Regions from separate parts of the Homo sapiens genome. Here all the other regions are linked to region 3. A link is a loop called in an ENCODE intact Hi-C map of the cell type or tissue named here. Cell type or tissue: OCI-LY7. All regions are shown on one strand.

Region 1 (8,000 bases), 280 kb before region 3:
ACTTCCACATTTAATGTGAAAGACTCCAGACTCCAATCGTTCCCACAGACACCCTGTTTCCTAAGCCTCATCCTCTTAACTCTAACTTTTAAAAATGCTGTTTTTCTTATAGGATGCCTTGACATTGCTTGGGAACATCATCACCCCCATTGCTTACTGTTCCCTCTGCCTGGAGTGCCCCTCCGTGTTTTTGCATGGTTCGCTAACTCACTGCTTTCAGCTTTGACTCAAATGTCACCTTCTCAGGGAGGCCTTTCTTGGATAATGTAAAATGTGACAGCTTCTCCAATACTCTCACTTCTGCTTTATCTTCACCTAACATGTTATGTGGCTTTTTGGATTATTGTTGGTTTTATTTTTTAGCAAATTCTAAGCACGCTATTAATCATTTATTAATATGTACTAATTATTTAATTACATATTATTTATTACTATTTAACACATTATTAAACTCAACAGATGTTTTTGTTTGTTTTGTTTTGTTTCCTTTTTGTTTTGTTTTTTAAGACACTCACTCTTTTGCCCAGGCTAGAGTGCAGTGGCTCGATCTGGGCTCATTGCAACCTCTGCCTCCTGAGTTCAAACGTTTCTCCTGCCTCACTCTCCCGGGTAGCTGAGATTATAGGCGCCCACCACCACGACCAGCTAATTTTTGTGTTTTTACAAGAGACGAGGTTTCACCATGTTGACCAGGCTGGTCTCCAACTCCTGAGCTCAAGTGATACGCCTGCCTCAGCCTCCCAAAATGTTGGGATTACAGGCGTGAGCCACTGTACCCAGCCTGTGTTTTCCTTTTTATTGGTATTGTCTACCTCCCCTGTGTGTGCCCCTCTGTTTTTCTCACTGCCATTTCCCTAACATTTAGAACAGTGCCTGACACATGATAGAAGCCCAGTCAATACTTGTCGAATGAATACAGGGATCTGGCTTGGATATGTTCAGTTCACTCAGCCTCTTGTGTAGTACTAGCTTTGGTCTATGGGACAATTATACTGTCTTACCAGGGGCAATGTGGTACAGGGACAAGAAGCCAGTCCTGGAAGCCAGAGAGGTCAAGTATTAAATTCTTACTCTAGCACTTATTAGCTGTGTGATCCTGGGCAATTCACAGAAGCTCTCTGAGCCATATTCCTTGACCTGGAAGGTGGAGAGAATTTCTCATTTCGATTCTTCAAGACTGATGGGAAGATTGAGAATTATGCACATAAGGTACTTGAAATCTGGTCATGCACACTAATTGGTAGCTAATAATTTCGTGAATTACTGATATATCTGACATCTGGAGTTCCAGCTATGTCCAACAGGAAACCAAAATAAGTTCCCCACTTCTCCTTTAGTCTCTCAAGATTGAGACACCAGACCCCACTTGACAGCTCACCTTAATGGTACAGCCAGCCATTCATCTTACCTTGGTGGCAATGGCAGAAACTGCAGCTGTTCTCTTTGCAGTTATGACATTTCCATCCATGACCTTGGAGGAAAAGAGAGACAGTGAGCAAGGGGAACCCCTGTCCACTGCATAAATTAGAAGAAACAGTTCTAAAATATTAGCTTAGGAAGTTTTATAGCATCCTACAAACAGCATGGGTTTGGCGTCAGACCTGGATCCGATTCCTCCACTTACGAGATATGCAACTTTGAACAAACACTTTAATCTTTAAGCACTGGTTTCCTCACCTGTAAAAAAGATAATGCCAGCCATTCAGAGGGTTATTGTGAGGATTAAATGCACTGGCATATCTGGAAACATCTAGCACATGGTGAGCCCTCAAGAACTGCCCATTTTCTTTTCTTGCCCTAGGATTCTCAAAACACCAAATTAAGAAGGAACTAGAGAGAGAAGGTTGCCAATTGACATCTGGACAACGGCCATGAAACTCTTAGTGGCTCTCCGTTCCTGCTGCACATGTGGAAAGCTTCGTGAAGATGCTCAGATACCACCCTTAGATTAACCCAGTCTGTATCTCTTCCAGGAGTGAGACCCAGACAGCCCAGGTGATTCCGATACACAGCGAAGGTTGAAAATTATGCCTCGCTAGTAAAAACCATCCTCTGCACTCCTCTCCCTGTTATTCATCTCAGCTGATCATCAAAAAATAGGCATCATCAACCTCATTTTACAGATGAGGAAGTGAATCACGAAGTCACTGAGCAGATTCAGCTGTCATCTAGTTTCAAAGCCTTGGGTTCTACCCCCCTAGGGAACCGCTGTTGGCAGGTAGTATGAATGCCATCTCGGTTGGATGAGTGTAAGTTGGGGAAAGCTAGATATTCTCAAAGGAGTGTTAAACGGCCAGATTATTTGGCGATCCAGAAATTCAGGGGAAAAGGAGGGACATTGTAAGACCCAGCTTGGAGCGCACAGACCTTAAGAGTTAACTGTCACACCTGGGAGTGATTCTTGAGTCTTTCACTAACCAGATGTGTGACCTCAAGCAAAGTGACTCTACTAACCTGAGCCTCAAGGACCTCAACAGAAATTGGGGGGAAGGGGAGTTAATAAAAACACCCATAGAGGAATTTTGCAGAATTGAATGTGATCAGCGTCTCCTTCTTGGCACATAAGTGCCCAATATGTAGCAGTTAAAATGGCGGTGGTCTTAGAAGAGTCTGGACCTATGGACCGTGGACTTAGACTGAGCAGCTCTGAAGTCCAACCATGCTAATTGTTGGTTACATAAACCTCGGTAAGTTGAACATAGTTGCTCTGACTCGGTTTCCTCATCTATAAAGTGGGAGTAATCATATTACCCATATCATAGAATAGTTTTAAGTATTAAGAGGATTAATAAATGTGAAATGTTTAGAAAAGTGCCTGATGCATTATAAAAAGTACTCCATAAACACAAGCTACTGCTACCTTTTGAAACTATGATTAGATATTAAAACAGGTCACACCGTATACCCCTCTGAAGACTCCCAGGGATTATAGAACACCCCTTCTTTTCCATGTCGACAAGGATTCAGTAAGTAAGTCTTCCCTTGGCTAATGGGTTCATTCAAGCTGCGTATTTGGGGCAACTGAGTATAGGACAAGGACATATGCAAGAATGACAACAAGATTATTATTTCCACACTGTCACATGCTTGAGGCAGCAGTGGGCGCTGGTGCCGTGTTATGCATCCTCAGGCAGTCCTAGAAATAGATACATGGACACAGATAACCTTCACTGTTGCTGGTATCCAGTCACTTGCAGAGGGGCACGCGTAGTCACAATCAAGACTCCCCCTGCTGCGGAGAACTTACTTTTGAGCTTCAATCTGGGCCCAGGGGCCCCATTCCACCCCGGGACAGGAAGTTGCTCACCGCCAGCAGGGTGCCATTGCTGGGCTCAAAGAGTAGCACAGTAGCCTGGTGGGAAGGGACGACCGAGGTGATGCCGCGGTCCTCGTAGAAGGTGACCAACTTGGTGGTCAGTGCATCCTCTGCAGCACTGTAGGCGGGCATGACCCCCAGGTAGCTACAAGGAGAGAGGGAGCAGCTTCAGCCCCTTCCCATCAATGCTGGGGTCTCTTAGAAAGTATCCATATACTTTCCTTTTTCTTTCCTTCCTCACCACCCCACTGGCCCTCTTCCAGCCCCCGCATCCCTCTGCCCTTCCCTTAGACACTATGCACAGTATGTTCAGAAGTCTGGCTCTGGATCAGAAAACCTTTCCAGCTCTGCCACTTAGTAGCTGTGTAAGCTTAGGTAAGTCACTTAACCTCTCTGAGTCTCAGTTTTCCACCAATCAAATGGTGGTATCAATACCTCCCTAGGTGGAGAGTGTGCTGAAATAAACAAGGTAACACCTGTAAAACGCCCACTTAGCACACCGGGTAGCGCCTATTAAAAGTGGCAGCTGTTAGCAACGGTTAGGCAAGCCGTCTCTTCCCTTCTCCCACCCCTCCTCTTCCTGCTCCTCCTTTCCCCGCTTTCCAGTTTCTCCTGCCCCTGACCCCGACCCTCCTCACTCACCCCCTGTGCTTGGTCACCGGCACCACGGTGCGCACGGGCTGCATGACCCCTCCTTCGGGACCGCTGGAGAAGTTGGCCAGGGCCGTCTCTAGAGGCGGGATGAGGAGGCTGGAGCTGCGGAGGTGTTCCTCCACCTCGGCCGCGCTCAGGAACGCTGGTACCCGGCTCATCTCGCCACCTGTGCCTTCTAACCTCAGTCTCCGCACCGCGATCCACGTACCCTCGGCTGTGCCCTTTATGAGCGCGCCCGCTGCTCTGTGGAGCCGCCTGCTGGTCACAGCCCAGCCTCCGGGGGCGGAGCAACCCCGCCCCGCCCCGCCAGCCCTCTCCTCCCCCTTCGCCCACCTCGACCCCTAAGGGTGGGCGAGATGGGTCCCTTCCAGCAACGGATTCCCCAAGATGGACATCGCGGTGGCGTGCTGGGAGTCAATATTGTTTGGTCCACTTTCTCAGTTCCTGTAATCAGCTGTAGCCACATTCCTTGACTTTTGCTTCCTACATAACCCCTCCCTATTAACTCGCTTTTTGCTGCTGTCTAGGTCACCGTGCCTGGGAAAGAATGGACAGGGAAAACGCTAACGGGGCTCCTTTATTTATTAAATTACTGCCTACTGCTAGGAGATAAAAGGAGACGGAGGCTTATTTAATTTTTTTTTCCTTTTAATTCTGTCCCCGTCTAGAGTCTCTTATCCTAGTCTTCCTCCCCCCTGTACCCCCAGATGTCTGGCCTTTGATTGCTAAGAACGCACAGTTTTCTCACAGGCTAACTAACCTAACAAACCTTCGCCTTTAAAGGGGGGAAGTTTGCAGGGCAAGGTGTAATCTTTTCCATCTCACAAAAAGCCAAATTGCAGGATCTTTTCTTCCAGGAGTTTTTACCTGAGATGGGGAAATAAAATCGGAAAGGAATGATGTAAAGCTTAAGGCAATAAATCCTAGTCATCAAATCAGTGATAGGAAAAGTAAGTTAATTCAAAGAAAAGAGAGATGATTTTGACCTGGAGTGGTTAGATAAGGGCTTCATGAAAGAGTGGGGAGAAACCAAGGTCTGAAATAATAATAGTGACGACAACAATGATAACATCAGGTTATTGATCTTTACTATGTACCAGATACTGCACCATGCACTTTATGTATATTATCTCATTTAATTATACAACAACCTCTAAGGTAGGGAGGTGTTGTTATTAGTTTTACTGTCCATTGGAGGCTCTGAGAAGGGAAGAAATTTAGTTCAAGGTCATCCACCAAGTCAGCAGAGGAGCTGGCTTTGCCCATGGTTGGACTTCAGAATTATATTCCTAATCATTAAGCTACTTTGGCAGAAAGAGAGGAAGAGGGCATTACAGGCCAAGTAAAGCCCTGAGGTGGAAGGCATGTTGAATAGCTCTGGGAACAGTGAGTTGCCAGATGTGTTAGGCTGGAATAAGGTGCTGAGGTCTAGGAGCATCAGAAGATAAAACTGAGAACGATTCTTGGAGTCAGGCAGCTGAGAATGGTGATTCCTAGGAAAGAAATTACATGCTCCAAGAGAGTAAGCATTTAGAAAGATGGGTCTTCTGCCAATGCAAAGGATGGAACAGATGAGCGAGAGCAGAGCCTGGGAGAAGGTCAAGAGGCAGGACTGCTGAAGTTGTGCTTTGTGGTATTTTGGTTGGAAGCTACATAGGGCATTTTGTAGGAAATGGTCACATCATGATAAAAGACAGTGGATGAGTAAGTGTCAAAATCAGTACCAATGAAATGAGAAATTGTACATAATGTGTTTAGCAACAGTGCTTGGCACAGAGTAGCCATGTAATAAGTGAACACTGAGAGAGAAAGAGAGAGAGAGAGAAGACACTGGTGGTTGGGAAAAGCTGATTTCAATGACACAATTTTGTTTCTTCGGTTCACCATCCCTAGAAATTTATGCCCAGAGCCGCTGGGCTTATAGAAATGTTTCTGGCCCATCACGTGTGCTGTTAGCATTAATATTACATCACATTTATTGGGTTTAGAAAGCACAGACATATAGCCCTGGCATGATAGTTCACGCCTGTAATCCTAGCACTTTGGGAGGCCCAAGTGGGTGGATTACCTGAGGTGAGGAGTTCGAGACCAGCCTGGCCAACATGGTAAAATCTTCTCTCTACTAAAAATACAAAAATTAGCTGGGTGTGGTGGCGGGTGCCTGTAATCCCAGCTACCCAGGAGGCTGAGGCAGGAGAATTGCTGGAACCCGGGAGATGGAGGCTGCAATGAGCCAAGATTGCACCACTGCACTCCAGCCTGTGTGACACAGTAAGACTTTTTTGGCCCTTTGTTTTTGTGAATGTGAACTAAAAATAAAATCCTATGCCCCCCACCTACTGAATGAACCCCCTCTGGGCCAAGCAGACCCCAGAAAAACCTTAAAGACTTAGTTTCCAGCCATGATGGGATGGCAAATCAGATATGCCTCATTACATCCTCTCCCTTTTAGAGTTTAGACACAACTGAGCAGCCTTAATGTTAATACAGAGATCACAAGACTGACAGAACAGACTCTTTGTGGCAATACGATAACAAATTATAAACAGGATCTAAGGCCATGCCAGGAAGGGTTAAGTCACGCACCCTTACACTTAAAGAAAAAAGCTATGTTCTAACTGCCACAGAGTTTTTGTTTTCTCCAGCAGCTAAACAAGCACTGGCTTGAAGATAAGCAATATTTTTGTTTTTGTTTTCCCCAGCCCTGCTCAGAGAAGATAGGGAACATGGCTTGGGCACAGTGGCTCACACCTGTAATCCCAGCACTTTGGGAGGCCAAGGCGGGCGGATCATGTGAGGTCAGGAGTTTGAGACCAGCCTGGCCAACGTGATGAAACCCCATCTCTACAAAAAGTACAAAAATTAGCCAGGTGTGGTAGCATGTGCCTGTAATCCCAGCTACTCAGGAGGCTGAGGCAGGAGAATTGCTTGAACCAGGGAGGTGGAGGTTGCAGTGAGCCGAGATCGTGCCACTGCACTCCAGCCTGGACAACAGAGTGATTCTCTCTCTCTCTCACTCTCTCTCTCTCTCTCTCTCTCTCTGTATATATATATATACACAAACATATATGTATATACATATATACGTATCTATGTATCTATATAGATATGTATATGTATCTATGTATCTATATAGATATGTATATATGTGCATATATATATATATAAATTTTTTTTTTGAAACAAAGTCCCTCTCTGTCACCCAGACTGGAGTGCAGTGGCATGATCTCAAGTGATTCTCCTGCCTCAGCCTCTCAGGTAGCTGGGATTACAGGTGCATGCCACCACCCCCGGCTAATTTTTGTACTTTCAGTAGAGATGGGGTTTTGTCATGTTGGCCAGGCTGGTCTCGGTCTCGAACTCCTGACCTGAGATGATCCACCCGCCTTGGCCTCCCAAAGTGCTGGGATTACAGGCATGAGCCACCGTGCCCGGCTGAAGATATGCAATATTAAAACAATTACAACTCATCCAAATCACAGATATTGACTAACCGACCCCTTGTTCCACCAGCCATAACTACAGCTTGATTGGACAAGAGACTGATTTCAGTAACTTTCTCCTGATAAGACTACCGACTATAGGATGGTTCTGGCTGACTTACAGAGGTTGCACACTTGCATGCCTTCATGTCCTGAAAAGACCTTTTGACGTATCAGGCTGAATTGTAATACATTTAAATGCTGCAACCACCCCAAAATGAACATGAGTTGTATGTAACATGCATGTTTGTTAAATACACATGCATCAGGACCACTTTCATGAATATTCATAGCTTCTTCTCTCACCTGTTGAATATGTATATTTAGCCAACCTGTTGAGCATAAAGCTCCTACCCCAACCCTCCTCCTTCAAAGTGCCTGTCTCTGATCTTGGCCAAGGCATGTGATATGGTTTGGCTCCATGTCCACACCCAAATCTCTTCTTATAGCTCCCATAATTCCCACATCTTGTGGGAGGGACCCAGTGGGAGATGACTGAATCATGGAGGCGGGTCTTTCCCCTGCGGTTCTGATGATAGTGAATGAGT
Region 2 (8,000 bases), 1.4 Mb after region 3:
GATTTCTACCCAGGTGGTCTCATGGGCTGGAAAAGACTTCCACCAAACTGGGATCTCTTTGGGTTTGAGGAAAAGCAGCCTCGGTAGTGGAAGGGATAGTGGTTGGATTTCAACTCCAGCATCCCAATGACACCAGCCTCTGCACAAATTCTTCCCAGCGATGGTGAGCTCATTACCTCCAAATGGCTTTAATCACTTTGACTACTAGCTCAACTTCCCTGGTGAAAACTGTTCTGTGAACCAAATATGAGAGTTCATACATCTCTTACTTGAACTTATTTTTCTTCAATGCAAAAGGAGGTGGAAGAAGATCAGGAATTGAGGTCTTGAGAAGAAACAGAGATTGAATAGTCCCTGGACAGTGTCTTCCATTCTCTCTCAGTTTTGCTTCATTTACTAGATGACCCTTTCTGAGGGAAGATGAGAATAACCCTCTATACATGCAGTGATGACAAGGTGCATTAGTCAGCATAAGCCAGTTGCTGTAACAAACAATCTCAACATCTTAATAACAATAAAACTTTGTGTCTATCTTGCTTAAACCACAGTCTGTGGCAGGGTAAAGATGGCCAAACATTCTTTTTGGCCATTCTTTTGGTTGAGAGGGGAGATCCTTTTCCCTTCCCTGGAACCTATGATCAAATCTATGATTGATTGGATCAAAGAAATTTGTCAGAAGAGATGCTGTGCCCTTTTTAGGCCTTTAAGAGAGGCCAGACAGCCTCTGCTTGCACTCTTGAGGGGATGCTTTCCCCATGTGAGAAGTCAGATTACTCTGAAATTACCATATTGTGAGGAAGCTGAAGCCAGTCACAAAAAAGGCCACGTGAAAAGAAAGTGAGTAAGAGAAAGAGAGGTGCTGGCTGGCACCCAGCTGTTTCAGCCATCTCAGCACAACCCCCACACATGTGATGAGAGAAGCTATCTGGGACATTCCAGTCCACATCTCTGTGCCTGTCTCCCTCATCCTAGCTCAAGCTTCAAGTAACCCCCAACACCATCTTTCTTGGCTATCACCCAGATAAGATGGCCCCAGCTTCTGTGAGCAGGAATTCAGACAACAGAGGCCTCATGAGAATAGCATGGGCTTCTTTAGCTTTGTAAAGACAACATCTCCACGTGTGTGTGTGTGTGTGTGTGTGTGTGTGTGTGTGTGTGTGTGTGGTGTTAATATGTGCAGGATGTCCAGAGGTCAGAGGTAACCCCAGCAAAACCCCCAGGAAAACCATGATACACAAACTTGCTGTTTTTTTTTTTTTTTTTCAAAATTGCTCTATTTTATTTTATTTTATTTTATTTTTTTGCCCACAGCTTTATTCAAAATTTCTTTCTTATAGACACTTTGGTTGCTTTTCCAACCAAATTATTATATTAGCCATGGGTAATTCACTTCCCAATTGGTCTCTGTTGCTCACATTAACAATTCTTACTATTTAGTTACTGAGTTCTATTGGGTGCATTGCAGTGACTAGCTACAGAGCATGCTGTTAAGACCCAAACTCAAAAACCCAAATTGCCTAGGTTTGAATTCAGGCCATGCCACTTATTACCTGCGGGACCTTGAACAAGTTACTTGACTTCTCTGGTTCTCAGTTCTTCATCTGGAAATGTGGATAATAAGACTACCTACTTCACAGAGTTACTGTAGGGATCAAATGAATTAATATATATCAAGCAGTTAGTACGGTGTCTGGCACAAATATTAACTTTTATTGATAATGTGAATGTGACCAGCAAGGATGAGGTGCTGAGTTGTGATTGGTTGAACTGGCTTAGAATCTGATCGATCCTAATGTCCATGAGTGTTGGTGGTTCTTAGATTGGGTTCCCTAGGAGCCTCAAAATAATGATTCATCTGAAGGTAATTTACTAGGCATGCTCTTAGGAAAAGCCTGCAGGGGAGTAGAAAGTAGGACTGGGAAGGGAAGGAATGAAGTCAGGATGTGGCATCAAGCAGAGTAGATTCTGCTTATGCAGCAGAACCTAATCCTAACAAAACAATGATGCATGGTCACAGCTCTGTGAACTCCACTGTATCTGTATTAGTTAGGTTTCATGCTGCTGATAGACACATATCTGAGACTGGGTAATTTATAAAGAAAAAGAGGTTTAATGGACTCACAGCTCCACGTGGCTGGGGAGGCCTCACAATCATGGCAGAAGGTGAAGGGCATGTCTTATGTGGCAGCAGGCAAGAGAGAATGAGAGCCAAGAAAAAGGGGTTTTCCCTTATAAAACCATCAGCTTTCATGAGACTTATTCACTACCATGAGAACTGTATGGGGAAAACTGCCCCCACGATTCAATTATCTCCCACTGGGTCCCTCCCACAACAGGTGGGAATTATGGGAGCTACAATTCAATATGAGATTTGGGTGGGGACACAGCCAAACCATATCAATATTTCAACTTCACTATGTCTTAATATTACTCTAGTTAACCTTTATTGAGCAAATGTCATGTGCCAGGCTCCATGCTAAGTGATTTACATACATTATCTCATCTAATTTTCCCAACCTGATGAGCTATTACATAATACGTCCTAACAGGTAAATGATACATCAACATTTTCATTTGTTTTATGTAAATATCTAATGATGTTGAGTTTATTAGATTCTGCAGATGAAATATCCCCAGACACATTGTCATCTTCTAAATAATGCTGAGAAGATATGTACATTTATATATTGGCCAACACACACTTCTCTAGTGCAATGAAATTTGAACCACAGTGATGTGCAATTGCAGATTCTTCATTCTTAAAAGAGGCTAAAAACATCTAATTGTAATGAAGTTTGATGCCCATGATTTGGCAAGGCCCAAGGCCAGTGATGCCCTGAAGGTTTCATGCTGTGCACTAATTGATCAGAGTGTGGAGCACCACATTGAGTCTATCTAGGCTTAGCGGGAACGATTGTGTGGATCGATTAGTCCTCTGCATGGCTTAGGATCGGCAGCAAACTGTGTGTGCCAATCCTGTAACAGCAACAACAACTCGAGGAAGCTACTTTATAATTCCATTTTGCGGATGAGGAAACTGAGGCCCAAGGAAATAATTTTCCTAAAGTCACAGTTAGTAAGAGGCAAAGCTTGAATCACCCCTAAGTGTGTTGGGTGCAGGGCTGATGCTGGCAGCTCTCATGTTATTATGACAGCACCCCCTAATGTGACACCAACCCCTGTCTGGACCTTCAGCAGAAACGGGATAATGAGGGCTGCTTCTGGTTGGAGTTGCAGCCCCTTTCAGCTCCAGAATCCAAGTTCCACTTTTCTGAGCCCATCCTCCAAACACTTCCAACCACCCCAAGAGTTCCTAGGATCTGGGGGCTCCAGGTGGAGTCTCCTCCTTCCCCAGCATTCCGCGGGACTGGGAGGACTTGTCGTGGCCTGGCTTCCAGAGCATGCCTTTTGGCATGGCCGATCCCCAGCGGACCCTCCACCCCGACCGCACTGCACTCAGGGTCGTGCAGGTCCAGCACTCCAGTCCTGTCCTCCCCGGGTGAGGATTGATCCCGGCGCTTCCCTCAGCCACCTCTGTCGAGAGATGCAATTTACCACCAGCTCGGAGGTCACCGTAGAGGAACCCGGCCGCCTGCAGGCGCTTTTCTGCTGCTGCAAAAACCACTGAAAGGGCCACTTTGTGAGCCGCAGCGCTGCTTTCACAATCAGAGGAGCAGCCATGGGTCCGCAAGCTCTGGAGCCTCCTTGCGACTCCCCAGTAGGCTCGAAATCCCAGAAACCTCGGCTGCACCCCGCTCCGCGCATTCAGGAGAGGCTATGCCAGGACTGGCGGGCAGAGCGCAGCCTGCACGCGCGCCCCATGGCGCAGGATGGGGAGGAAGACGCCACAGAGACCTGCCGACACTCGTCATCCCTAAGCTGCCTGCACCCCTGCTTTGGGCCAGGCATGCCTGAGCGACTCACTCCCCTTTCGATCTTTGTATTAATAGCAGCTCTGTGAGGGAGCAGGTACTGTTACTATCGTGCCCATTTCTCAGAGGGCAAAACTGAGGCTCTGGGAAGTTAAATGACTTTCCGGAGGTTTCTCAGCAGGAAGGAGCAAAAACCTGGATTTAAACTCGAATAGTTCAACTCCAGAACCAATGGTTTTAAGGTAATCCCGGGTGACTCCACAGCACCCACAGTTTGATAAAGATAAAGTCACGATTTCAGCCTCAAAAGCCAACTGCACAGGGATCATGCGCCACGTGGCTTAACAGCAACAAAGGTGACAGATCCTTGGCCATAAGCCCTTCCCACTCTGGTCGCCTGTTCAACTGCGCCACCTACAGGTTGAGTTGCTCACTGTTTCTTTGGAGCCACATGGAGTTCGTTCATTCCTTCCTTCGTTCGTTCGTTCATTCATTCATTCATTCATTCATTTGACGTGTCATTCCACAGACATTTATTAATTTCTGTTCTGAGCCAGGAGCACGGAACTGGGCAGGATGCTGGGGTACAAAAGATGTCTATAGTCTAGCACAGGAGACAGACAAACTACCATAATACAGGATCAACTGATAGTGAAAAGGGAGAGAAGGAAGGAGGGCTGCCTGGAGGAGCAGTCTTTTCAGTTAAGATCTGAAGGATGAGTAGAAGTTATCCAGGCAAAGTATGGTCAAGAAGTGTGTACCAGGGCCAGGCACAGTGGCTCACGCCTGTAATCCCAGCACTTTCAGAGGCCAAGGCGGGAGGATGACTTGATGCCAGAAGTTCCAGACCAGACTGGGTGACACAGTAAGATCCTGCCTCTACAAAACAAATTTTTAAAAAATTAGCCAAGCATAGTGGCTCACATCTGTGGTCCTAGTTATTCAGGAGGCTGAAGTGGGAGGATCACTTGAGCCCAGGAGTTGGAGGCTACAGTGAGCTATGATTGTACCACTGCACTCCAGCCTAGGTGACAGAGCAAGACCCTGTCAAAAGAAAGAAAAGGAAAGAAGGAAGGAAGGAAGGAGGGGAAGGAGGGGAAAGAGGGGAAGGAAGGAAGGAAGGAAGGAAAGAAGGACAGAAGGAAGGAAGGGAGGGAGGGAGGGAGAGAAGGAAGGAAGGGAGGGAGGAAGGAAGGAAGGAAGAGAAATATGTTCCAGGCAGAAGAAACAGCATGGATGAAGACCCCAGGGTGAGCACAGACACAGCACAGACTCTCAGTCCTCAGTTATAAGAGGAACCAAGCCAAGTTCCACGTGACTGACACACAAAGTAAGAGATGCCAATGAGTGGCTTCCATGTTTTCTGTCATCTCACTGCCTCCATTATTTGAGATGGCCAATCGAGGTTGTCTCAGCCTTATGCAAAGCATAATGCAAGTATAGTTTGAGGCAAGGGTGCAGTCATAGCTCATGGTAACCTCAAAACAGCCTGCCTTCTACACAGGAAAACCTGAGCCCCCTCTGGAGAGAGGAAGAGTGGTAAGAAGTGGTGGGGGAGGAGAGCAGCTCATAATGGGTCTTGCAAGTCAGGTTAGCTCATTTGGCCTTTTTTGAGCAAATGGCAAATGGCAAATCATTAAATGTGTGGTGATAGGACACTAGACCAGCTTCTCCTTCTCACTGGAGAACTCTGGGAACAGAGAGACCGCTTGGCTGCCTTTAGGTTCCTAGGAAGCCTGGACCAACAAATGCATGCTTCTCAGTTTGGAACTTGTAACTGAGTCCAGACTTGGACCGCTCACTGCGTAACAGCCAGTAAGTTGAGAGACAAGTAGTCAGAGCAAGGAAAGCGACTGTATTTTGGAAAGCCAGCAAGCTGAGAAGACGGCAGACCAATGTCCTAAGAAGCTGCCTTAAAAGGCATGAATCTGGGCTGGGCACGGTGGCTCACGCCTGTAATCCCAGCACTTTGGGAGGCTGAGGCAGGCGGATCATGAGGTCAGGAGATCGAGACGATCCTGGCAAACACGGTGAAACCCCGTCTCTACTAAAAATACAAAATTAGCTGGGCATGGTGGCACGCACCTGTACTCTCAGCTACTTAGGAGGCTGAGGCAGGAGAATCGCTTGAACCAGGGAGTCAGAGGTTGCAGTGAGCCAAGATCGCCACTGGACTTGAGCCTGGTGACAGAGCGAGACTCCGTCTCAAAAAAATAAAAAAATAAAAATAAAAAAGGCATGAATCTGAAGCTTCTTTTTATATTGGGGAAGGGGGAACAAGGTGGGGTTGAGCTCAGTGGGAACTGGTGACCACAGACATCTGGGCATCAGCAGGAGTCCGAGGAGGTTGCAGAACTTCTTTGTCCTTGGTCAGATCACGATGCCCCTATAAATATTTAATTCAACATTGTTGTTTGTATGTACATCCTCATCTCCTTGGGTTTTAGTTTTGGGAAGGGGCCACTCTCATCCTTGCTTTGAAATTAAATTAGAAACAACATTTGTCCCATAGTTAGCTTGGCCTATGTGCAGGATTGAGCAAAGGCAGTTCTCTTGTGAGGTTAGAAGCAAGATGGAGCCAGCTACGTCAGATTTCTGTCACTGTTACAAAATCATATGACTTCTTTTTTCGAGGGCGGAGGAGGATGTTGAAGGCAGTCGCTCTAAAGGCCAGGAAAGGAGAGGATGTTTCTGCCCATTGCCATTGGTCTATCAGCACCCATTGTCCCCTGGAGCAGGACCCGAGGGAAGGACTCAGTCCAGAGCTGCTCACACTTTGCCAACCTTGCCCCAACCATCTCCAGCTGCCTCATAAGCCTCCTTCTCCTAATAGAGACCAAGGGGCCCCTGCAACAGAGATACCCCAACTTCCTCCTCTCTGCAACCAGATTCTTGAGCATCTTCCTGCTCTCCTTCCAGACCTCGTCTCCACTCCAGGAGAAGCATCTCCTCTTTTCCTTTGAGTCTAACTTCTCTGTCCTGTTTTCCAAGACTGACTTCCACCTATTGTCCCATCTCTCTTGAGTCTTCAATATTTTTTTCATCCTCCCCCTGCCAATGGGCATACTTAAGTTTCCAGAATTAAACAAACAACTCTTTTTTTCATCCTGGCCACCATCTTTCCTTTTCTCTCTCCTTTTCTCTACTGTCACACTTTTCTCCACAAAAGCAACCTCTGTTCATGGCCCTGCTTCCTCATGCTAGGGAAGTTTGTGTAACATCAACAAGGCTACCACTCCTTAAGCATTCCCTATCTGCCAGTTCTGTGTCACTTTGTATACATCGAGCTCATTCATTTCTAATACAGCCATGTGAATTTTGATCATCCTCATTTTACAGATAGGGAAACTGAGGCTCAGGGGAGGGACAATGAAGTCAATTGCTTAGTCATACTACTGGCTCCAAAGCCTGCCTCTAACCACTCTGCTCCACTGCCCTAATGGGCATCCTATGAGAGTAGCCGCCTGTCATTCCTTGATGTATCCCTAGTATACTTGAGGCATTCAGTAAATATTTAGTGACTGAATCAATGTTCAAATACTTTAATGACTTTTTGCCAGCTTGTCTAGAGGCCTTTCCTGCAAAGTTTTATAATTTAGTCATAAATATATTTGGTTGTAATGTTATATGTTTCATTATGTCTCGTGATCCCAAAATTACTTTATGAATTAAATATCTTGAAAAATAGAGTGGAATTCAATACAATTCTGAACCCATCTACCACATGTCTTCATCCTTGCTGTCAAAATGCCAGTGCCTTCTTAAACAGGAGAGAACATTGACTACATACAAACTTGGTTTAGCTCATGAAGTTTACTCAGACATGCATAGTACAAAACAAAAAAAAATCAAGGAGACAAAAATAATCAAAAGGGATGAATTTAGTAAATCCTGTACAAAATGCTGCAGGTCTGAAAATATTTATTGGAAGAAATATACACATTCAAGAGAGGTTATTCAGCAGACAGAAGAGAAAAAAGGCACCACAAAGATAAAGTGGTACAAATTTGGAAAAATGTTTCACAGAAGTAAAAAATTGTTTGAAATTCCTTTAGGCAAAGTGAAGAAAATATCCTTTCATTTATAAGACCAGGAAACCAAGTGACTGGCTGCAGATAAATGAGCTAG
Region 3 (8,000 bases):
GTCCCATTCACTCTGCCCCCCGCCAGCCCAGCGCCTGCCCAGAGGTTCACAGTAAATGTGGAATGAAGGCAGGGTCCCAGTGCTGCCACTGGGTGGTGGTGAGGGCCTCATCTCCCTGCAGGCAGAAATCGATAAAGAAAGTTTCTGAGATGCCTGCCTGTCCTATAAGATTTCCAGACTTTAATTTAAAAAAAAAAGATGTCTTCCAAATATTTTTTAAAAGCAGCTTAAATCCTATCACCAAATAACATTATAAAATAACACAATGAGCAAAGTTTTTGTTTTGTTTTATTTTAAGACAGAATCTTACTCTATCGCCCAGGCTGGAGTACAATGGCATGATCTCAGCTCACTGCAACCTCCACCTCTGGGTTCTAGCGATTCTCCTGCCCCAGCCTCCTGAGTAGCTGGGATTACAGGCATGTGCCACCAGGCCAAGCCAATTTTTGTATTTTAAGTAGAGACAGGGTTTCACCATGTTGGCCAGGCTGGTCTCAAACTCCTGATCTCAGGTGATCCACTCGCCTCTGCCTCCCAAAGTGCTGGGATGACAGGTGTGAGCCACCGCTCCTGGGTGAGCAAGGTTTTTAAATAAGCAGACCCTGAGCTATAGCATCAGTCCTGATCTCTGGCAGTCCCTGCTTAATCTAGGCCCACCACAGGGCCAGCTTTTATTGGAACACTCCTTCCGTCCTAAGTCACCCTAAACACTCGCCTTGGAGTCAGCGCTCTCCACCTGCAGGACTTGGGGTGCCCCTCTCCATGGCACAGTGCCAGGTGCAGCCTCCCAGGAGCTTCCTTCTCCTGACACGTGGGGCTCAGCCATAAGCATCGCTCACTGAGGCCTCTGGCTCTGCCTCACAGAGTCATGGCTGCCATCCCCAGGTCCAGGTAGTGCTGGGAGTCTGCCTTTTAACGAGCTCCCCAGGGGTTCTGATGTGGGTGGCTTCTCCTGTGTCTAAGCACTTTGTCACTAACAGATTTCCATCAACAGCTGCTACAAATGTGGTACCTATTCCACACGTTTTCATTGAAAGGAGCACAGTGTGCTCCTGGGATGGCTGGGCAAGGCTGGAAGGCGCCAGCAGAACTGGAGCACTGATCACGAATTCGCGGTGGCCCGAGTGCCTCCCGTAGCTGTGGAGGAGCCTCGTGTCACCCGCCTTGCTCATGTCACCTCCCGCTGTGGCAAAAGCCAGGAAAGCACTGAGCGCATGACGAATGCCTTGGGGAGCTTGACACTGCTGACTCCTGGTGGTTTCCTGACACCAAAAGTACTTGGGCTGGGCGTGGTGGCTCACACCTGTAGTCCTAGCACTTTGGGAGGCCGAGACGGGTGGATCACTTGAGGTCAGGAGTTAGAGACCAGCCTGGCCAACGTGGTGAAACCCATCTCTACTAAAAATACAAAAATTAGCTGGGTGTGGTGGCGGGCGCCTGTACTCCCAGCTACTCAGGAGGCTGAGGCAGGAGAATTGCTTGAACCTGGGAGGTGGAGGTTGCAGTGAGCTGAGAACGTGCCACTGCACTCCAGCCTGGGCGACAGAGTGAGACTCAGTCTCAAAAAAAAAAAAAAAAAAGTACTCATAGTTGGAGGCACCAAGGTGTAAACTGGAAAATGGAAAATGGATTTGGCTTTGGTCCAGTCAGGGGCTAGGCAAGTGCTGGACCAAGCCACAGAGCTGCTCACTGCCCCTCTTCACTCAAAATCTCAGTGTTGGTCTGGAGCAACCTCGGAGTCATATGTAGTTTTAAAATTCTACCATTATGAGCAAGTCTTCTATTCTCCTTAAATATACACAGATGAATTACATCTCAATTTTTAAAAATACACAGAAAGAGTGCTTCACACAATCAGCACATAAAATCACTTTGTTAGGCCAGGCACAGTGGCTCACGCCTGTAATCCTAGCACTTTGGGAGGCCAAGGCAGTTGTATCACTTGAGATCAGGTGTTCAAAACCAGCCTGGCCAACATGCTAAAACCTTGTCTTTACTAAAAATACAAAAAATTAGCCAGGTGTGTTGGTGGGTGCCTGTAATCCCAGCTACTTGGGAGGCTGAGGCAGGAGAATCGCTTGAACCTGGGAGGTGGAGGTTGCAGTGAGCCGAGATCGTGCCAATGCACTCCAGCCTGGGCGATAGAGCGAGACTCTGTCTCAAAAACAAAACACAGGCGTGAGCCACTGTGCCTGGCCTCCAAAACACAATGTAAGGAACTTACAGAACCACAAAATGCAAGCACGGTGAGCTCTGTGCTCGCTTCGCCTCGGCCTGTGTCCGTGGTAGAAAGGGGGTTTGCAGCCTACCAGCCCCAGCGGCATCAAAGTGCATTGATGGGTGGCTGAGGGTGGAGCCTGCCAGGGGGTCTGCCTCTCGCTCTTGGGATGGGCTCACTCATGATAAGTTTACTGTGTGGAAATTCATGCATGTCTGTATCATCTCTTCTAGAATAGAAATGCCTAGAAGGCAGGGATGATGGATGCTTCATGGACAAGTTAGACTGGACCCAGCCTGGTAGATGTCATTTGTAAGACTGAGTTAAGTCCCATCCAGTTGCACTCTTAGGACAGAGGCTGTTTCTGGGCTGGGCATGGTGGCTCACGCCTGTAATCCCAGCACTTTGGGAGGCCAAGGTGGGAGGATCACCCAAGGTCAGGAATTCAAGACCAGCCTGACCAACATGGTCAAATCCCACCTCTACTAAAAATACAAAAAATTAGCCACGTGTGGTGGCAGGTGCCTGTAATCCCAGCTACTTGGGAGGCTGAGGCAGGAGAATTGCTTGAACCTGGTAGGCGGAGGTTAAAGTGAGCCAAGATCGCGCCACTGCACTCCAGCCTGGGCAACAAGAGCGAAACTCAGTCTCAAAAAAAACCAAAAACAAACAAACAAAAATGGCTGTTTCCGTCTGGACCATCACTGTATCAACACGACTTAGTGCAGGAAGGGGTCATTGAAGGCACACAACGAACCCTCACGGGATGAATGAATACAGGAATGAATGGGATTAGTCAGTTCATTGATTTATTCATCGAATCACTCGGTCGGTAAGCAGCTCTGTGTGTTACAGTGGAATCGAGCCTTTCCCACGGCAGTTTGGGAACCGCCTGGGATTTCTAGGAAAGTCCACAGAACACAGAAATAGTTAAAGACCTGGATTTGCAACTCAGCTCTGCTTCTAACTTGCTGTGTGACCCTGGGCAAGTAGCTTAGCCTCTCTGAGCCTAAGCCTCTCTACCTGTTAAACGAGAAGAGCGGGAAGGATAAATGGAGACAAGGCAGGAGGCATTTTGTAAAGTGTTGTCTGATGATGGCAGTGGTGGTGATTGTGCATCGCACACCATTCAGGGGCTCCGCAGCTTCATCTGTGTAAAGAGAGTTACTACACGTTTCTCCTGGTCCCAGCTCAAGCACTCTAGGGTTCTACGTAGGCACATAAATAGGGTTCCAAAGAGCGACGCCAACTGCATAAGGCATAAGTCCACTGACAGCCGATGCCTGCCAGACCCCCACCCACAAAACCTAGTAGAAAAGTCACCCTCCAGAATGTGGCCAACCAACAAGGGCCAGGAACAGGAGCTGCTGGGACCAGAAGGGACTTGTGAGCCCTGAGCCTCTGCAGGGTAAGGTGCTGTGCTAACTCTGGGGCTAGAAGACTTTCCCAAGGGTTTCCAGCAGGGCTGGAGCCCACAGGCATCTCTTCACCTTTCCCGACCCCGAGCTGTCCCAGAATTCTTCTTCTTCTTTTTTTTTTTTTTTTTTTTTGAGACGGAGTTTCACTCTGTCGCCCAGGCTGGAATGCAGTGGCGTGATCTCAGCTCACTGCAACCTCCGCCTCCCGGGTTCAAGAGATTCTCCTGCCTCAGCCTCCCAAGTAGCTGGTACTACAGGTGGGCACCACCACACCCGGCTATTTTTTTTTTTTTTTGTATTTTTAGTAAAGACGGGGTTTCACCATGTTGGCCAGGATGATCTCGATCTCCTGACCTCATGATCCGCCCCCCTTGGCTTCCCAAAGTGCTGGGATTACAGGCGTGAGCCACCGTACCCAGCCTGTCACAGAATTCTTTACTGCGGCAGCCTCTGATGGGCTGGATCCTCCGCCTCTCTACTCATTGGAGTAAGAGACAAGTCAGCCCTTTCCAATCTGCCTCCTGAGGGGAACCATGGGGCCCTCGGGACATGCGGCCCCTCCTCAGGCTGGCTCGGGGCATCTGCACCCCTGTACCTGAGCAAGGGACTTGCTTGAAACGGCGGCCACCCTGGGCTGGGGACCAAGCACGCTCAGGGGAAAACCCAAAAAGGCTACTGTGTCTCACTGGCTCTATGATACGCAAATGAGGAGGGAAGCGAAACGTTCGTTCTTCTAAGAGGGTAACTGCAAAGGAAGTCTGGGCCGCTGCGTTTTCGGGAACAGCAGGTGCGGTGGCCGATGGATAACTCGGGCTGGGCTGGAGCGGCCCCTGGTGGCAGTTCGGTGAAGAGGCACCCGGAACCTGGCAACGTGGCCCGCGCGGGGCGCACGCATATCAGGAAGACACAGAGGCCTTTTTACTGAAAATGCCAGCGGGTGCGGATTCCACAGGCTCCTCTTCAGCATCAGTCTAGTGTGGGATTCATACACCTTGAGCCTCTTTCAAGGTGAAACAGAGAATCTCACTGAAAACTTTAAATCCCACTGTAAATTCCAAAATTAGACCTGCGCCGCGAAGACCGCCCACCAGCAAAATGCCAAGCGTATTTCTTTAAAAACTGGAAAGCCGTGTTTCGCTGCTCTTCCTGTAGACAATACAGCATGGGGGCAGGAGTGGGGTCTGGAGTCGGACGCACGTTCAGAGGCTGGGGTCACTTCTCCCAAACCGTGTGCAGTCGGACGCACGTTCAGAAGCTGGGGCCGCCACTCCCAAACTGTGTGCTCTAGGTCCAGCTTTTGCACCCCTCCTAGCCTCAGTTTCCCCATCTGTAAAGTGGGGATGATCCTTGAACCCCCACCATAGGACTGCTGTTACGATTAAGTCACATGGGAAATACGAAGTCCTTAGCACAACGCTTGACATAAAGGAAGCACTCTAAAACAAACAAACAAACAAACAAAAAACAACGAACTGGAAGCCACTGAAGCCTTCATGGGGTGAAACAGCTGATTAAGGGGCAAAGGCTCTCGCTGGCCAGGTTCTGGCGTGTCCCGGGCACCACGCATCCTGTCCATGAGCTCACGTCGTTGTCGTGATGGAGAAGGCTTGGTGCATACCAGAGTGCGGCGGAGGAGCTGGCCTTCACTGGGCACCTGCTACCTGCTGGGCATTGCGAGGTAACTTTATGTTCCTCCCAGGATGAACTCCTCACAATGGCCCTACAGAGCAGGTCCTGTGAGTCCAACTTTGAGATGAGGAAATTGAGACGCAGAGAGGTTCGGTCACCTGCCCCATTTTAGCCGGCAACCTCACCCAGGTCTGACGGTCCAGGCCCTCAGCTTTTGTAGTAGGGTTCAGGCCAAACTCTGCTACTTGCCTTGCCAGTAAAGTTAGGGACCCAATTTAAGGCTGCAGACCTGGATAAAATAATCTCAAAGTGACTTCTTTTTTTTTTAGGTGGAGTCTCACTCTGTCACCCAGGCTGGAGTGCGGTAGGGTGCTCTCGGCTCACTGCAACCTCTGCCTCCCAGGTTCCAGTGATTCTCCTGCCTCAGCCTCCTGAGTTGCTGGGACTACAGACAAGTGTTACCACACCCCACTAAATTTTGTTTTTGTTTTTGTTTCTTTGAGATGGAGCCTTGCTCTGTCACCTGGGCTGGAGTGCAATGGCCAGATCTTGGCTCACTGCAACCTCCACCTCCTGAGCTCAAGCGATTCTCTCACCTCTGCTTCCCGAGTAGCTGGGATTATAAGCACCCACCAGCATGCCCAGCTAATTTTTGTATTTTTAGTAGAGGCAGGGTTTCACCATGTTGGCCAGGCTGGCCTTGAACTCTTGACCTCAGGGGATCTGCTGCTTCAGCCTCCCAAAATGCTGGGATTACAAGCATAAGCCACTGTGCCAAGCCTAAAGTGACTTTTCGTAATGACAATACAATGTCAGGATATTCTCCTTAATCAAAAAAAAAAAAAAAAAGGCAAGCCCAATTCACGAAAAGGGGTCTTTAAGCTGCCAGCCCCCATCCCCCAGACTCTGCTATCGGCAGGGCTGGTCCACCGGGCAGCACTGGCCACTGTTGCCTCAGCGTTCTGTGCAAGCAGGTGCGTCAGAACCGGCTCATGGAGATATAATTGAACGATTGCCTCAGCGCGTGCCAGACTCTCCAAACATAATAACAGATGACGTTTGGGGTCGGCTCCAGGCGGTGACGTGCTGGCCCCAGAGAATATTGTCTCTGCTATTACAACAGATGCTGTTAATAGCTATCTATTTGTAGTTCGGGGCTTTTACCAAGATGAGCAGGCTTTTGGCAGGCACGGGTTGTTTGAAGGCTTAAAATTAGTACAAGAGAAGTTTGAGATGTTCTAATTACTGGAAATTTCAAATAACACGATGCCGCAAGGGACCGGTCTGCTTCCGGTGCCACTCTCGGGGGTAATGCACGTTCCCAAGCTGTAAATGGGGAAGGCTGAGGGCTTCTGTGTGCCACCTCCCCAGGCAGGCAGGGGCCGCAGCCACTGCAAGCCCCTGCCCACAGAACTCGGCGATGACGGAACCTAGACTGCTCCCTGGAAGTTAGCCTCTGAGACCATCACATATTGGCACTGGTTTGAAAGCCAGGCAAATGTGGGCTCCAATCCTGGCTTCACACGGTGGGGCTTTGCAAGTTGTTTTATAGGTCTGTGGCCCAGACTAGACATTTGTAAAAGGATAATGATGCCTATGGCAAGGATTGAGTACTGTGATGCTTACAAAGTACCTCCCTAACAGTCCCTGGCATGCAGTGAGAGCTCAAATAATGGTAGCCACTTACTATTATTATGACTGGTGTTATTGTTATTATTAAAATTACTGTCATCGCCCAGGCACGGTGGCTCACACCTGTAATCCCAGCACTTTGGGAGGCTGAGGCGGGCAGATCACTTGAGGTCAGACGTTTGAGACCAGCCTGGGCAACATGGTGAAACCCGGTCTCTACTAAAAATACAAAAATTAGCCGGGGGTGGTGGCACGCGACTGTAGTCCCAACTACTTGGGAGGCGGAGGTGAGAGAATCGCTTGAAGCCGGGAGGTGTGGAGGTTGCGTCACTGCACTCCAGCCTGGGCGACAGAGGGAGACTCCATCTCAATAAATAAATAAACAATAAAATAAAATAAAATTGCTATCATCACTGGCATCGTCATCATCTCACTACAGCAGAGATCCGCAGTTCCCCGAAACAAATACCACGAGTCTCAAGGTAAGACCTGCACGTAAGGATGTCGAAAGATAAATATGTCTTAAGAACATGTCCATGAGAAGGGGCTTTGCCAGCCATGCAAGCATAAAAGAAGAAAAGTCCCTCATTCATCCAAAAACACCCGCTGAGTTTCTCCCGCGTGCCGGGCACCACGCTCAGTACGGGGGACAGAGGGAGGAGGCTCTAGGCTCTGACTTGCCCTTGCAGAGCTTGGAATCCAGGAGTGTCAGACGGTGGTAGAGATAAAAAGCTGTGTGTCTGAGAGGTGAGGGCGTGGGCTTTGGGGCCCTAAACTTGCTTGGGACGCCCGGGAGGGCCCCCGTGGAAGCGGCGTTTCAGTGGAGCCCTGAAGATGGGTTTCTATTTGTCAGGTGAAGATAATGGCAGCTCCAGGCAGAAAGGGACGACCAGCGGAAAGGACCCTGGTGAGAGCAGCCACCACGACGGAACAGGCAGAAGCACCAGCTGGCAAAGGCACTGTCAGGGGCAGCGGGAGATGGGATTGGAAGGGCAACAGGGTTGGCGCCCGTGGTGGCAAAAGGAAGGGGGGCCTTCGCCAACAAACCCCAACAGGGTTTTTTTTTTTTTTTTTTTTTTTTGAGACAGAGTCTTGCTCTGTCA

What was found. Hi-C counts contacts between places; a loop is a spot of excess contacts. Peaks named below come from ENCODE experiments on the same cell type or tissue, not always from the same donor. Only the 100,000 strongest peaks of a DNase experiment are listed, where the experiment ranks them.
Region 1: it touches region 3 in a loop (4-fold over the local background); 6 of 110 quality-filtered maps call a loop at or near these places.
Region 2: a loop joins it to region 3, with 40 times the contacts of the local background. A loop is called at or near these places in 3 of 110 quality-filtered maps.

The regions. Positions count from the first base shown.
Region 1 is chr16:21,274,124-21,282,123 of GRCh38, forward strand. It overlaps CRYM (crystallin mu), which reads right to left and starts at 4,167. Exons shown (of 8, transcript NM_001376256.1): 1 at 3,959-4,167; 2 at 3,308-3,461; 3 at 1,409-1,471. The coding sequence starts at 4,128. RefSeq lists an enhancer at 3,959-4,168. In OCI-LY7, CTCF peaks have their summits at 4,237 (motif pointing left) and 4,436; DNase peaks (open chromatin) are centred at 2,178 and 4,198; H3K4me3 peaks cover 840 bases.
Region 2 is chr16:22,944,688-22,952,687 of GRCh38, forward strand. No RefSeq gene overlaps it. Among named protein-coding and RNA genes, the nearest start is that of HS3ST2, 130 kb to the left of the region's middle. RefSeq lists an enhancer at 4,329-4,378. In OCI-LY7, CTCF peaks have their summits at 4,292 (motif pointing left) and 4,505; a DNase peak (open chromatin) is centred at 4,254.
Region 3 is chr16:21,550,542-21,558,541 of GRCh38, forward strand. No RefSeq gene overlaps it. Among named protein-coding and RNA genes, the nearest start is that of METTL9, 45 kb to the right of the region's middle. RefSeq lists enhancers at 499-1,000, 3,742-4,552. In OCI-LY7, CTCF peaks have their summits at 130 (motif pointing right), 4,486 (motif pointing left) and 4,701; a DNase peak (open chromatin) is centred at 4,400; H3K4me3 peaks cover 694 bases; H3K27ac peaks cover 1,035 bases.